Linked DNA regions of Homo sapiens: regions 2 and 3 are each linked to region 1. A link is a contact called in ENCODE Hi-C data. All regions are on one chromosome and are shown on one strand. The core of a region is the stretch at or near the end of the contact, and the rest is flanking DNA. Distances in the headings are between cores, read along the strand shown. Region 1 holds the start of MIR29B2CHG (MIR29B2 and MIR29C host gene). Region 2 overlaps LOC124904498 (a long non-coding RNA gene). Region 3 overlaps PLXNA2 (plexin A2).

Evidence for each region. A loop is a pair of places that touch in the nucleus more often than their neighbours do. Pooled maps may share reads with other maps.
Region 2: a pooled map shows a loop between it and region 1 (5-fold over the local background). The contact joins the enhancer-like site here to the promoter of MIR29B2CHG in region 1. A Hi-C loop is called at or near these places in 2 of 37 single-sample maps with no recorded cell type and 4 of 50 pooled maps.
Region 3: a map of gastrocnemius medialis shows a loop between it and region 1 (2.8-fold over the local background). The contact joins the enhancer-like site here to the promoter of MIR29B2CHG in region 1. A Hi-C loop is called at or near these places in 2 of 168 maps with a recorded cell type or tissue (gastrocnemius medialis and sigmoid colon) and 1 of 50 pooled maps.

Annotation. Positions count from the first base shown.
Region 1 is chr1:207,820,799-207,824,176 of GRCh38, reverse strand. It overlaps MIR29B2CHG (MIR29B2 and MIR29C host gene), which reads left to right and starts at 1,474. Exons shown (of 6, transcript NR_135299.1): 1 at 1,474-1,973. It overlaps LOC148696 (a long non-coding RNA gene), which reads right to left. Exons shown (of 1, transcript NR_026817.1): 1 at 1,581-3,378. RefSeq lists a silencer at 1,284-1,463 and an enhancer at 1,604-1,783.
Region 2 is chr1:207,410,470-207,413,847 of GRCh38, reverse strand. All of the region lies in intron 1 of LOC124904498 (a long non-coding RNA gene), which reads left to right. Among named protein-coding and RNA genes, the nearest start is that of CR2, 42 kb to the left of the region's middle. Within about 2 kb of position 1,812, at least 2 of the 41 ENCODE cell types and tissues checked have a DNase peak (open chromatin) inside an H3K27ac peak, as active enhancers do.
Region 3 is chr1:208,158,060-208,161,437 of GRCh38, reverse strand. All of the region lies in intron 3 of PLXNA2 (plexin A2), which reads left to right. Among named protein-coding and RNA genes, the nearest start is that of PLXNA2, 85 kb to the left of the region's middle. RefSeq lists enhancers at 1,022-1,532, 1,533-2,045. Within about 2 kb of position 1,502, at least 13 of the 41 ENCODE cell types and tissues checked have a DNase peak (open chromatin) inside an H3K27ac peak, as active enhancers do; they include gastrocnemius medialis, where a contact is called at or near this core.

The DNA of each region.
Region 1 (3,378 bases), core at 225-2,724:
CCAGCCTTGGCACTGCCCTCCGGCTCTCCAGGGGAAAAGCTGCAGTTCTGCTCTTGCAACACAAGGAGCAGACTGGAGAATTTAGATCTGCGTCACAGAGCTGAGAGAGAGAGAGAGAGAGAGAGAGAGAGAGAGAGTGAGAGAGCGAGCGAGCAAGCAAGCTCCGTCGATAGGTCTGCTAGCAACAGCCGTGCTGCAGCAGAGAGAGAGAGAGAAATCAAGAAACAAGTCATAGCAACACCGGGCACCAGGTTCTGCCAGCTCACTTGCTGAGCGTTCAGAGATCTGTCAGGGCCAGAGGCCTCTGGGTAGCCTAGGCTAGGAGATGACACGCAAGGTGGCACGGGCGGTTCCCGTGGGGAGGAGGTGGGGTGGTGGTGGGGGGCAGGGGTGGGAGCAAGAGGTTGTGGGGCGACGGTGGAGGGTTTGATGGGACCAAATTCTGGAACATTCGGGACTGCGGCACCTTACGGCGGGACCAAGATTTGGGTCTGCGCAGGCGGCGATGGGTGGTCCGACGGGCTTCAGGACTTGATGGCGTAACCCCCTTCTTCCCCCACGTATGTATTTGCTGGGATCAGGGGCGCTGTCTCTGTGTATGTGGGTGCTCTGTCTTTCTCACCTTCTTTCTCGATTTTTGCTATTTATTTCTCTGAGGGAGGGTTTTTTCCCACTTTAATTTCTTTTCCCTAGTGTCAGCTGCTCAAGCCTGACCAGGGTAGAGGTGAGAGGAGTGAACCATCCCCTGCTTCCCACCTGACCTCCCAGCTTTTACCCTATTTCCTTCTAGTGGACAGACAGACTGGTTCTCCAAGTTGTTTGGGTGTCAGCGTCCATCTGTCTGTCCGTGCAGGTCTTATGTGGAAGGTAAGGGAGTGAGAAGTGCCGAAAGGAAGACAGAGGGACAGTTTTTTCCCAGGGGTTGCCTTATTGAAAGGTCTGGCCCTGGGATTCTGAGGCTGGTGGGGAGCCGAGTGGCCAGGGTGGGGTGTGGGCTGGGAGAAGTGGGGTAAAGCTGGTAGGTTTGTCACTGCGTAGTTGGGAAAAGTGGGGAATGGTGACGCAGTCACTGTTGCATCTGGTTAGGAGCTCTATGGGGACAGGTAGTGAGGCTCCTGGGGTCTCTGTGGCCAGCTGAGAGGGGTTAAGGATGAGCTAAGAAGGGAAGCTAGCATTTAGAGATTAAATGTCATCCTTTTGGCGTTGGAAAGTTGTTTACCTTGCGCTCTCTGTGTCTCCATGTTGGCTCCCTTCCAGTTCACATGTGATGGCCTTCCCTGTACTGCTGCATCATTAACTAAGTGACTGAGCTGGCCTTCCATTGGCCAGGGGAGGGCTCTCCCTCCAGACACTTCCTCTGATTGGTGGGTGGGCCAATGGCAGGTGAAAAGCTTTTTTTGATTGGCTCAGGGCAGGGTATCAAATCTGAATTTGCATTTCACTTGCTTAAAGGGGAGCGGGGAGAAGCCCAGCAGCTTTCTAAAATCTCTTTAGGGGTGTGCGTAGGCTCCTGTGTCTATGCCTGCTTTTGACTGCCCAGTTGAAGCCTCTTCCTATGCCTTTTAAAATTTCACGCACTATAAGGAGGAAGAGCTCAGGGCTCCCAAAACTTTTTATTTAGAGGGAAGAATGCTAGGGAGATGGGTATGCAGAGGGTTGACCAAATTGGAAGAAAATATTTATTCTGTAGTTTGGTGTTGGAAAAGGGAATTTTCCAATCAGCCACACCTCAGTGTTGCGGCAAAATAATTCTTGGCTCCCCTGGAAACGCATGGGCAAGGTAGGGCAGAGCTGCTGCTGCTGATACTGCCACCACCCTGGGCTTCCTGCTGACTCTGGGCTACTCCCTGGGGACAACAGATTTGCATTGACGTCCGGGGCTGTCCAGAGGCCCTCAAGAGCCAGTTGTGAGCTGAGCCCAGTATGGGAAAGATCTACCTTCTGGAAGCTACTACTACGTGGTGCTTGGAAAGGTGAGGATGGGGGACTGACCCCAGGAAATTGCTCGAAACTCCGCATCTGGTGGGATTTCCAGAAAAGTCAGTGGGAGACGGGAGGTTTGGAGGCCCCGGGTTAGAAAGGTTTGTCAGTCTAGGGAATGAGGAGAATCAGAATAAAACTAGGGCAGCAGGCTGTCCGCCTTTGGTTGGGGGAGGGAGGCCTCGAAAAATCAGGGTCCCGGCTCTCTAACCTGTCTTTGTCGCAGGTCTCACGTTTGTGGGGAGGGGGTTTACCAAGCCCTGCGCCATGCGCAGTGGCCCCCACCCGTGACTGCGCATCTGGAAGCGCAGTGCGCCCTGGGTCTCTGGCCTAGGACGAGCACCGCCCTTCTTATTACATAACTGAGGGCATGGCACGCGCCTTCTCGGCCCTTCCTTGCAACCCTACCTTCTTGCTCCCCAGGGCCCATAGAGCTGGGGAGGGTCTGACTGGGTAGCAGTGAAGGACTGCAATCCCTGGGAGGGCTAACTCTTGTCTAGTTACTGGCAGGAGCCAAGCTTGAGGACAAAAGTGGTGGTTTTCTAGCCTCATCTTGGGGAAGAGGCTACAGAACATCCTTCTGAGTGCCCCATACCACCTATGGCCCCTAGGGCCTCTCTGGTGGAGGGGGTGGCACCCTTCTTTCACTCATGTCCCATCTGATTTTTGAGAGGATGTTTCTGAAGGAAAAGATGTGATGATTATCGGGGGCTTGGTTGGGAGGTAGTTTTGACAGTTTACTCCCCTTGTCACTGGCTTCCCCTCTTTTCCCTGGGTGGGTTTATGATCTTTCTGGACTCCTCTGATGAGCTGCCATTTTGGAGCCATTTCTGCTGGTCTCCGACATGGTGGCGTTGGTTTTTCTGTCCTGCTGTGCCAGTTCCGCAGAGTGGGCGGGGGGCGGGGGCTATGACGGAGGAGGGGAAGGGGGGGCAAAAGCACAGCAGAGGCAGGCACAGTGGTGGCTGCCGCAATGAAGGTGGCTCTAGGGGCAGAGCCGCCTAGTCCCACCCTTGGACACAGTCCTGGGTGGGGATTCAGGTGGAAGGCGTCTGGGTAGGGGTTCAACACCTGGGCCCGGCTTTGCCAGAGCGTGGGTTTCCCATGTCCTCATCAGCCTGGTGCTTGGAGTAGTTCGGAAAAGCTGAGTGTCTGAATGAGAGTGGAGGCAGAGGCTCGGCAGCTCATCTCAGACGTGTCAGACCCGTGGTTTGTGTTCCCCAAATAGGCTCTGTCTCCAGCAGCCTCCCTGTGGGGACAGGGAAGTGAGGTCCATGGCAGCTTTGAGGATCTGTTCGGATGGTCCTGCCTGCTTACTGTTTTTCTTCTCTTTCTCCTCCATGCCCCCTGCCAGTGCCATGGTTCCAGCTGTAGTCCTCTTGTGAGGCTCCCCGCTGC
Region 2 (3,378 bases), core at 563-3,062, 410 kb after region 1:
GATGGTTAAAATGTTAAATTTTATGTGATATATATTTTACCACAATTTAAAAATATTAAATGTTAGCTTTTTTCCCCTGTTCTGAAGTTTGTTAAAGAGATTCAGAACAGCCTTTAGTCTAGAGCAAGCTTGTCCAACCCACGGCCCGTGGACCACATGTGGCCCAGGATGGCTTTGAATGTAACTCAACATAAGTTTGTAAATTTTTTGGCTATTTTTTTTTATAGCTCATCAGCTATCGTTAGTGTTAGTGTATTTTATGTGTGGCTCAAGACAATTCTTCTTCCAATGTGGCCCAGGGAAGCCAAAAGATTGGACACCCCTGGTCTAGAGTGAACATAGCCTCAGTACTAAGACAATACCCCTTTAGTTTTCTACCTGATGCCCCGTGTGCTATAAGGCCTTTCCACTCTAGCTAGTGAGAACACCATATATTCCCAGCCTAGTTGAGCTTCAAGAGTTTTCTGCCTATGTCTTCCTGGTGACTATGTCTCTGGCCTCAGGTAACTTCCTCTACATATGTAGATATACTCAACCAAAGACTTGAGAGTACCCCTCTGCAGGTCTCTGTGCAGCACCTCCTTCTCTGATCTTCTGCCCTTGTCCACCAAACCCCAGCCTCTGACCACTCAACTCAAGACTGCTGGCTCTCTGGGCTGTAACCTGGTAACTGTCTGTAGGTAACGAGTTGTTCCTGTGATGCATGCAGCTCACCTTGTTTATTTTCCTTCTCCTAAGGTCACAGTCCTGTGCTCCCTCTTACACAATGACTTGAGGTGGCCCTTAGACAGATTTCTGGAGCTCTTTCTGTCTTTGGCTCTATTATGTACTTTCCCCAGGAAAGTCCTGCCACCTCAGACTCCCTGAACCTTGATCTCTATCTCTTAAAGTCTAGGAGCCCACTGTGCTCTGCTTGGGCCTTCCCTGTCTCGGTTGTGGTCCAAAACTCATCTCTATGAAGAAAGCAGCACAATTGTTGGGGCAATTAATGTATGAAAACAATCACTTTATATTTTATCCAGTTAAATTGTTTATGATAGCAGGGAAAGTCTGATTCTAATTATGCTGTCTGGATGTGGAAGTGTGAATTACTCTATTTTTCACTTTTAGAATTTCTGTTGTGTTCTTTCTTAAATATGCCCTATCCTTTGCAATATGTCTGTCTATTATGATTTCTCCTCCTTTCTTCTCTTTGAATATTGTAGATATCCTTAATTTAAAGCATTTTTGTATTTTTCTATTCTCTGTATTTCTTTAGATGTGGTTTCTCTAATTCATTGCATCCCAGAGCTCTCTCTTCCCTAGTTCTTTGTCTCCTCTTGAGGATTGTACATTTTTTCTAAGAACTCATCTTCAGTGGGAGTTTTTTCCACAGGCATCAAGTGCACTGGTTTGTGGAGGTTTCTTGTGACAAGGGGCACATTTCATTCTACCAAGGGCCCAGTAGTTTCAATTTATATAAGAATTTCTCAGTTGGGGTTTTCCACATAGACAGGATAATGTAAATTCACACAATAGCATTAGCAAGGTTCAGAGATGTGCTTCCTGTGTCTTTTTTTCTCCCATAGCACAGAGTAGTTGACTTGCTTCTTTGCTGCTTCATCGTCTTAGTGGTAAGGGTATTCTAATTTTCATTTTATGGACTGGCTGTCAGATTTATTAAAGAGCCCATTTCTAGGTGCCAGTGTTGCATGGGACTTTAGACTCAAATCCAGAACCCTGGTATGTGCTAAAATCATGGCCCTCCCCCTAGGGATTTACCCCATTCTGTCTCCTCCATAAGTCACTGGGTTTAGCTCTTACTCACTACATTGATTTTCAATATTCTATTTATTTCCTCTCCCCGAGGATTTCTCTCTCTCTCTCTCTATCTCTCTCTCTCCCCCCCTTCTCTCTCTGTGTGTGTGTGTGTGTGTGTGTGTGTGTGTGTGTGTTTGAGACAGGGTCTCACCCTGTCTCTCAGGCTGGATGGAGTGCAGTGGCCTGATCTCAGCTTACCACAGCCTTAACCTCTCAGGCTCAAACAATCCTCCTACCTCAGCCTCCCAAGTAACTGAAACTATAGGCACGTGCCACCATGCCCTGCTAATTTTTTGTATTTTTTTGTAAAGTTGCTCAGGTTGGTCTCGAACTCTGCCTGCCTCAGCCTCCCAAAGTGCTGGGATTACAGGCGTGAGCCATCACAACTGGCCCAGGATTTCTCTTTCTTAATTTCAATCTCAGTTATGTATTTTTAAATTAATTTTTAAATTTATAATTGACACATAATTCTACATATTTCAGTGATACATTTAAAAATTAATTTGGATTCATTGTATCCATTTTTCTAATTATTTTGTGTGGGATGAGATGGCTTCAAAAGTCAGCCTTGTCATGATGTTGCCTTGATGTGTACTTATATGTAGTGTTAAGTACAACATAGTATTTCTCGAGTCATACATTTTCAGGAAGTGTCAATAGTCTTTAACTTCTTTTTTTATTGTTAATGGTTACATTCTTTTTTCTTTTTTACAAATAATTTTAACTTTTATTTTAGATTCAAGGGATGTGCAGTTTTATTGCATGGGTATATTATGGAATGCTTAGATTTGAATTATCCCATTACCCAGATAGTGAGCATAATACTCAACAGTTAGTTTTTCAACCCTTGCCTCCTTCCCCCTTCTATTAGTCCCGAGTGTCTATGTCCATGTCCCGAGTGTCTATGTCCATGAGTACTCAATGTTTAGCTCCCACTTATATGTGAGAACATGCAGTATTTGGTTTTCTGTTCCTGCATTAATTTGCTTAGTATAATGGCTTCCAGCTGCATCTGTGTTGTTGCAAAGAACATGGTTTCATTCTTTTTAATGGCTGTGTAGTATTCCATGGTGTATATGCACCACATTTTCTTTATCCAATCCACCATTGATGGACACTTAGGTTGATTCCATGTCTTCGCTATTGTGAATAGCATGGTGATAAATATACAAGTTCATATGTCTTTTGGTAGAATGATTTATTTTCTTTTGGATATATATACCTAAGTAATGGGGTTGCAGGATCAGATTATGCATTTTCTTTTGGATATATACCTAGTAATGGGATTGCTGGGTCAGATGGTAGTTCTGTTTTAAGTTTTTTGAGAACTCTTCAAACTGCTTTCCACAGTGGGTGAAACAATTTACATTCCCACCAACAGTGTATAAGATTTCCCTTTTCTCCACAGCCTTGCAAGCATCTGTTGTTTTTTGAGTTTTTCATAATAGCCATTCTGACAGGTATGGGATGGTATCTCATCATGGTTTTGATTTTCATTTTTCTGTTGATTAGTGATGTTGAGCATTGTTTCATACATTTCTTGGCCACTTATATGTCTTTTTTTTTTTTTTTTTTTTT
Region 3 (3,378 bases), core at 253-2,752, 340 kb before region 1:
TCCAGAGAGGCTGGAGGGAGCTTCATATTTTCTTTGAAGAAGCAAAAAATAAAATAAAGCCTTTTCTTCTGCAAGCACATTCAGAGAGCCCTTTGCTGCAGTTCACCAGCCTTCTGGTGTGAGGGGAGAGGTGAGAAGGGGATTGAGGAAGGAGAGGGAGAGGGTAGAAAAGGCTTCTGTGGTTCATTCAAATGCCTGGGCCTCAGGGGCATTCTCTATTGAAGCTGGATCCCTGCTGCTTTCTGCCAGAGATTCCAGACTGGTTTTCTGAAGCAAAATGTAAATTTCAGCCCAACTAATCAACCCTGATAAGGCAACATCACCTCCAGCCTGCCAGTCATTAACAAAGGATCCAAGGCAGACCTGGGCGACTAGGAGCAGCAGCTCTGGGTGGAGGAGGCTGAGATGGAATATTCTGAAAACTCCAGAAGCAAATCACCAGAAAGCAGAATTTTGATAACAAAGGGGAAACTGAGGCAGGAAATCCTGATGTGATTCCCTCATGCCACTTGCAGTAATTCCTTCCTGTCTCTACAAGGTAGAAATGAACTTGATCTTTTTAAAATAGCAGTGGAGAGATGGGGACGTGTAAAAGTCTATTATAGTACAAGGCCCAGTGGGCCCTCTCTGAGAATAATTAATCTATGAATTATGTGACATAGGAAAACAGCACTGGTTTCTGTGGCATGATCTGTGTTGCATTTGTTTCTGTGCCCCAGAGCATGAATGCTATCCTTAGCACATAGCAGGTCCTCAAAAATGTTTATGGCAAGATTCAGGAGACCAAAACCAAATCTGTGCTCTAAACCTCTCAGAGCCTTGGTATATCTGTCTGCAGATTGGGGATAAAGAAGGCTTGTCTTTCTTCCAGCCTGTTGGGCAGATTGAATGAGATGACGTTCCTGTGTGGAAGCCACGCAACAATGAGATGCTGTTGAGTATCAGATATCTGGCTGCCGTGTTCTACCTAGTTCTGTGTTCCTCCCTCCCATGCCTGGGTCAGGGCCAGCTAGACTGATCTGGCAATCAGAGGGACACAAGGAGTTTCTCCTCCACCCCGTGGCTCTCCTTACAAGCACACTGTTCTCAAATACCCAGAACTTGAACCCAGAACCTTATACAGCTACTCTTCCCAGGGGGAAATAGTTCAGAGCTCCAGAGCCAGAGGCCCAGCTGTCAACTAAATTCCCCGCAATAACCCTTTCTACTTCTGGGCGGGGGGGGTTGTACTAATGAAGGGAAGAAGGGACAGAGAAAAAACATGCTATCTATCTCTGGTAGCAGAAGGAGTGAGGGAGGCTCTGGTGGGAGAGACGGGTTGGGTTTCACTGGCATTCCATAGCAGGCCTTCCGAGTGCAGCTGAATCAGAGCTGAGGGAGCTGCCGAGACCAGAGGAGCCTTACAGTCGACTGTGGGCAAACCTGATAGCCCATCTGGAATCCATCCATGGCCTGGCTCCCTCCCCCATGTCCTGAGCTCACTGCAGAAGCCATGGTGGAGGAGCAGGGCCAGGCACCTCAACCAGCAGGCTGTAAAATCCCCCAAGTGCCAGCCCACCAGCCCCTGCTGTCCCTCCCTGGCTCTGGAAGCACAGGTTCACCCTCCCACTCACCAGCCCCTGGCTTCAGTTCCTGCCCCTTCCTCTCTGAGAACCAGAGTGAATAATCTTACGGCTTTGAGTAGTACAGAGATGGCGAAGCAGCATCAGAGATCCGGCCCTCCTGAGGTTATTTAGAGGGCCTGAGAATGCCAGCTCCAGTCCATGTCAGCAAGAATTGCAAGTGGGCGTCACGGTAGCACCAGACTTTCAGATCTTCACAGAGGAGTTGACCAGCCCTTGGCTGTCAGAGTCCTAAATCCCCTTGGATGGCTGGTGTCCCCAGTCTCCTCTGACTCCAACATCCTAAATGCCCAGACTCTCAAGACAGAAAGAGCACGAGCTGGAGGACGTGGGATTGTGCAAAGAGCAGGGGCAGCCGTCTTCCTGGAGCCTGGTACTTTAGCATAGGCTCCCCAGCTGTTTGCTTGGTGATTTTGAGGGAGTTGTGTGCTTTCACCAGGACTCAGTTCCTCTTCTATGGGAAGGTACTTCCCCCCACAGGATGATCATGAAGATCAAAAAAGAAAAATTAGGTGATAGAAACAAACAAAATGTCATTACCTTCAGCATACCCTCAGCCTAGCAGATGATAATGCAGTGCCTGTTAGATGGACAAAGGACAACATTGGCTGGGAGAATCAATGCCCAGCTCTGAGGAGCCCTCCCCAGAGCCTCTAGGGAAGGGGTTTCCCCATTTTCCTGGCATTTCTCCCACTCCCTAGGTTGATTGGAGTCATGGTGGTTTTGTTGTCACCTGCCATATTTCAGTAACCTTTGACCATCGCCCAGCTAGCCTGTGGGGGTAGATGCCTATGCGGCTCTCCCTCCCTCTCCCATGCAGAGAAGCACAGTCCTCCCTGGGAGCAGGAAGGAATGTGCTTCCTGGGAATACTCCTTGCCCCATGTGCTGGAGATAGAGCCCACTGCAGGGCTCCACCACAGGGAGGATCTTGAAAGCCAAGAAAAGCGACCCATTTGTTGGAGAACCCGACAGGGTCAGAGGCAGCTCAGACCACCTGTAGGGAATCAGGCCCTTTTGCCCACCACAAATCTCTTTTAACAACAAACTTTGAGAACAGCCTGTTTTCCCAGCGCAGCTTCCTGCATAGTGTTTGCCTAATCTTTCTGTCCAAAATCCCTCTCCAAACAGGAGGTTTCCTGCCCAGCACTGGCAATCAGAGAGCTAATTATGTGGGATTAGAGATGGAGTTGGGGGGTGTTCCTTTTAATTACAGGAAAAAATTAGTCCAACTGATGTCGGCAAGGCCACTGGGATTAGAATGAAAGTCCAGGTTTGGGCACAGGTCAGTTTGGGAGGTGGTAGAGCCCCCATGCTCTGGGGCTGGTGTCTTCTGCCCTTAACTGCCTCTGGAGTCTGGGGCAGACAGGGGGAAATGCAGGTCTCTGAGGAGCTTCTCTTTTGGGAATCTTGGAGAGGTCATGTGTATGTATGAGAGAGGAGACAGACACAGGGAGAAAGAAGTAGAGACAGCACAGAGAAAGAAACAATGTATATGGAGAGATCTGGGGATTGATGGGAGAGAGACAAGGAAGGGAAGGAGAAAGAGAGACGCAGGTGGGTGTTAAGAGGAGATTTTGAGTAAAAACAGACAGAGGGACACAGGTTTAGAGACCACCATTTCTCTCCCCACACTCACTGTGGACTAGTATTTATGTGACTGTCTCTTTCAACGGGGAAGAAGAGAAAGGCATCAGAAGCTGTACCTAGGCTTCTGTCCTCCCTCCTTCCTACCTTCCTTCTTTCCCACTTCCCACT